2 separate regions of the Homo sapiens genome follow, and region 2 is linked to region 1. A link is an interaction called in ENCODE POLR2A ChIA-PET data of the cell type or tissue named here. Cell type or tissue: Caco-2. All regions are shown on one strand.

Region 1 (2,500 bases):
CCTCTTATTCATTTGGGCTCAGACAGCTACAAGGTTTTCCCACCCTCCCTCCCCATTTTCCTTCCCAGGCACTTTCCCTGACAAAATCCTTATATGGCCGGGTGCAGTGGCTCACACCTGTAATCCTAGCGCTTTGGGTGGCTGAGGCAGGCAGATCACCTGAGGTCAGGGGTTCAAGGCCAGCCTGGTCAACATGGTGAAAACCCATCTCTGCTAAAAATACAACAATTAGCTGGGCGTGGTGACACATGCCTGTAATCCCATCTACTCAGGAGGCTGTGGCAGGAGAATTGCTTGAACCCAGGAGGTGGAGGTTGCAGTGAACCGTGATTGCAGAACTGCATTCCAGCCTGGGCGACAGAGTGAGACTCCGTCTCAAAAAACAAAACAAAACAAAACACCTTGTATGTTTAATCTCATTTTAGCTTTTGTTTCTCGGAAGACTGGGACTAACACAGTGTACCATGCAGAATTTTCAGCGAAGCTTGGTTCACGCTGGTATCATAAATTAGAGGGTTAAACAGTTTCCTGTTTCTCTCCAGATTCCACACTAAAAGCCTCCAGGCACAAAGCCTTACAGTGGTCCTCCCTGAGGTGTTGCTTTCCCTGCTAGTAACTTAGGTGGTTGGTCTTATCTCATTCATCGATTCATCCATTCATGCAAGAAGTATTTATTGATTTCTCACTATATTCTAAGCCCTGGGGATACAAAGATGAATGAATGTCAGGAAATCTGTTCTCAGAGAAATCACAGTCTAGTAGAAGAAAAATTTGGTCAACAGATAAACAACACTAATTGATTTAACTTTGTCTTGCACTTTTCAGTTTTCAAAGGGCTTCTGCATGTTGATCACTTAATTCCAATAAGCCTGTGCAACAAACCAGGCAGGCATAAATAAATCCATCTTAAAGGAGAGGAAATTGAAGCTTAGAAATATCAAGATTACCCAGGAAGTGGCAGAGATGGGACTTGAATCCAGGTCTTCTGTGGCTTAGCTGAATGTGCTTTTCCAGAATCTGTTAGTAATTGCGTTTGTGCTGCTAGGAAATACTGTAGAATATCTTTAGAGTCTTGGCCTTAATAGCCCTGATTTTAATATTGGACCACTAAGGCCAGCAACTCCTGGGTTAAAGGAGTTTTAATTTTGGCCTATATTTATGCAGAATTTGGAATGCCATCTTGTTTCATATTTCTTTAAGCCCTTCGCCAAGAAGCATCACACCCCCACCTCCACCCAGCCTTGACCAAGCCACAAAGCCAGATGCAGCCTTTCACGGTGAGGGATGAGAACAGAAAGTTACCCTTCCTGAAAGTGGAAAGTGAAACTGACCAGCCAGTTCCATCCTTTCAGCTGGTCGGAATGCGAAGGGTCAGCCTAAGTGGGGGAAAGTAAACACCGTTTCAGCCTTTCCTGGGACTTTGACCATTGAGTGGGAGACAGACAAAAGGGAAGAAATTTTACTCTCAATTTCTTCAGCTTAGTTATTGTCAAGAGTTGCCTTCAGCCTCTCAGTTCTTGACTTAGTGAAAATAAATCACATTTATGTGGCCTGCCCCAGACAAAGCCCATTTGTCCGTCCTCACACCAGTAAATCCAGACATCAGTGTCTGTCTAGATAAGAACTGATTCCTGAACCAGGAAACCAAGAAGAGCCTGTGAAAAGGTGAGTTATTAATGGCCTCATGACAAGCCTGCGTTGTGCCATTTGGACGAAATTTACATAGGGAGAGGAAGCACATTTATAAGTGTCTGAAAGAGATGAAGAAAGAGGAAGCCTTTCGGGGGGGGCTGTGGTAGCTCCTGCTTTGTTAGCAACACTGGGGTTTCCTGAACGAGGAAACAGGGGCCTGCAGGCCTCCAGACCTGGGTGCCTAGAGGGGAGCACTTTCTCACAGGTGTGGAGATGGGATACAGGTTGGATAGTGCTCCCTAAGGATCCTGATAAACCCCGCCAAGGAAGCTTACCTGTGCTCTTCTGGTTGCCTGTGCATGGTAGATGCAGCCCGAGACGCTGAATCCAGGATAGAGGTGGGTTTTTGTGCAGCCCATTTACCATGGTGGGGAAGTAGATTTTCCTCCAACCCTTCCCAGGTTTATATCCCAGAGACTGGTTGAGGGAATGTCAGTCTGTGGCTGAGATGCAGCTCACCTAGCAGAATCTTTTCCCCTTTTGGGTCATGTTTTCTGAGAGTGGCTGTTCCTTCTGTTCTTCTGCTAACCAGATCTGGAGTTGGGAGCTTTGAATTCTGCATGTGGTTCTACCATTAAACCAGAAGCTTATGAACTAGGGCCGGTCAGTTCATGGCCCATGCCTCTATTTTTCCATCTGCAAAATGGAGATAGTCATCTCTGTCACATGTGCCTGGAGACACTGAAAGGAGCAAAGGAGAACAAATCAAAAAGTTCAGAGGCACTGGGCGCTGAGACAACTCCAGCTGACCCTTGGCTTCTTGGTTGAGGATAGAGCAGCTCTATTTGGGAAAGCTTCCTGAAGGTTG
Region 2 (2,500 bases), 230 kb before region 1:
TTTTCAGGTTTCTTTTTTTAAAAAAAGAATCAAGTATAGGATGACTTAAAAGAACTAAAATTTTAATTATTGTATATTAAGAGGTAATCTGTGATAAACAAAATGTGGTATATCCATACAATGGAATAAAATTATAATATGGATGAATAAGCCTCAAAACACATTGTGTTAGGTGAAAAAAGGACAGAAACAAAAGACCACATACTATGAGTCCATTGATATAAAATGTACTGAAAAGGCAAATCTATAGATAGAAGAAAGTACATTAGTGGTTTCCTATGGCTGAATGAAAATGAAAAAATAATTGCAAATGGGCAACACATTTCTTTTTGTATTAAGGGAAATATTCTAAAATTAGATGGTGGTGATGGTTGCATAATTCTGTGACTATAATAAAAATCGGTGAACTGCACACTTAAAATAGGTGAATTGTAAGGTATGTAAATTATGTCTCAATAAAGCTGTTTACAAAACAGGTACTCTATGCCTGTTTGGTAAAAATTTGTAATGTTTTAAGAAAATCTGGCCTATTAGAGCCAGCCTTGTAATTCTAATTTAAAATGTATAATTGAACAGCTGATTTAGACTTATGATTTTAAGCCGAAATTTTACTAAGTTTGCATCCTGTATAAGAATACTCACAAAACTTAAGGATGTTTATATTTACAATTTTAAATTATTAGATTTACAAGATTTATTTAAGTATCTAAGGTTTTATTAATCAATATTTACAGAGAAAATAAATTTAATTTATACTTACAGATTTAAATGTTTTAAGAAGTTAAATTAAGATATTTATCAAAAGTTTGTTAAAATTAGTTACAGAATAAGATCTGTATTTAGAGAGAACCAGGTTTTAAGTTTATAAATTTAAATAAAGTGAACATTTAAAAATTAAAAATCAAAATAACTATGCATTACCTTTTCTATTCACAAAGCCATCAAGAATATTATTTTTTAAATCTCACATTTAATAAGAATTAATCAAGTGTTTACATAGAGCTCAGCAGTGTGGGGATACAGGGGTTATGTTTAAAAATATGCCCTGCCGTTAAGATATTTATAATTCTAGTCAAGGAATCAAAATTAACATGCTTTCCCACTACTATGCAGATACTTATAACTCTCCAATCCTTTATCTCTTGCCCTAAGACCAAATTTCTAATTTCCTACTTCATATTATCACCAAAATCTCCTAAATACCTAAAAATGCCCACCAAATCAAAATCATTTTACTCCTTTCCTTCATCTCAATCATAGATTTCGTCTATATTCTGTATTCATTACTAAGAAAATGGCATCACGAACACCTTCCCCCCAAGTTATTCAGGTTAAATAGAGACCTCGGTTAGTCACAATTCTATTCTTTCCATAAATCACCAAGTATTCCGGTCATTGAGTCCTATTCATTTTACTTCAGAAAGATTCCTCCCAATCTGTTCTCTCTTTTCCATCCCTAAATTCAGGTTTTCACTATCTCTTATCTTAACAATTATAATAAATGTCACTCATGTTGATAATAATGACAGTTATCATTAACTGCACCCTTATTTGGTATCAGGCAAGCACTATAGCAGGTGCTTCATGCCCATAACAAAATATTCAAAGGAATACTGTAAAACAAGCACTATTACTACCCAGAATGTGTAAAACAAAACAAAACAAACAACCCTGAAAATCAAAGCAGCTAATTCGTTCCAAACTGCAAAGGCCAATATCTAGATTTAAAACCATTCCTGTGATTCTAAAGCCCAGGCTCTTTTCATTTCATCACACCACCTATTAATAACATCTCTTAATTTTTAATTTATCTTAGTATTCTCCCACACCACCATCTCTACCACCAGAATCCACCCTTCATGCTGCTGCTAAACATCATCCTTTCTAGGTTTTAAAAACATTTGATAGCTTTCCACTGACAATAGTGAAGATTTCAATTTCTGGATGCCATGCATGATCATTATAGGATCTGATCCCAAATTATCTTTTCAGTCTCTCCTGCTACCATATTCTGTATACATACACTATGCTCTGGCCATACTGATCAGTCACAACACATACTGTCAATGCTTCCACGCCACTTGAGCACAATATGTCGTCAGCCTACAATGTTCTTCCTGCAACCCTCAATCTAATTCTAAGGTATCCCCATCTCACCCCATAAGCCCCAGGCAAAGTTAGGAACATCCTCATCAGTACTCAAGTTGTACTATTTATATACCTTTTTTTGGTATTTAATCCGCTAGATTTTCAGCAAAGAACTGGAGTTTATTCATCTTTTAACATCACCCTATACTTTGAACTACCATCCTCAAGTAAGTGCTCAATAAATATTTGTTGGATGAATGCAAACACACTCTTTTTAATTCCTACATCATTATAATTAACTGAGAGGTTGGAGATTTTACAAGGACTCTGTTTTATGTGTCAGGCAAGCTAAAGACTTGAAAAAATAGAAATAAAACAGAAGGGTAACAGATATCTGACCAAACAAAAAAAA

Evidence for each region. ChIA-PET counts read pairs that join two places held together with the same protein. Peaks named below come from ENCODE experiments on the same cell type or tissue, not always from the same donor. Only the 100,000 strongest peaks of a DNase experiment are listed, where the experiment ranks them.
Region 2: POLR2A ChIA-PET joins it to region 1 with 6 read pairs; 2 of 35 experiments call an interaction of 5 or more read pairs at or near these places.

What each region holds. Positions count from the first base shown.
Region 1 is chr10:96,672,788-96,675,287 of GRCh38, reverse strand. The region is part of intron 2 of PIK3AP1 (phosphoinositide-3-kinase adaptor protein 1); the gene reads left to right. Among named protein-coding and RNA genes, the nearest start is that of PIK3AP1, 46 kb to the left of the region's middle. RefSeq lists enhancers at 1,267-1,336, 1,467-1,536. In Caco-2, no CTCF peak of the experiment used is centred here; a DNase peak (open chromatin) is centred at 1,377.
Region 2 is chr10:96,897,879-96,900,378 of GRCh38, reverse strand. The region is part of intron 2 of LCOR (ligand dependent nuclear receptor corepressor); the gene reads right to left. Among named protein-coding and RNA genes, the nearest start is that of LCOR, 67 kb to the right of the region's middle. In Caco-2, no CTCF peak of the experiment used is centred here; no DNase peak of the experiment used is centred here.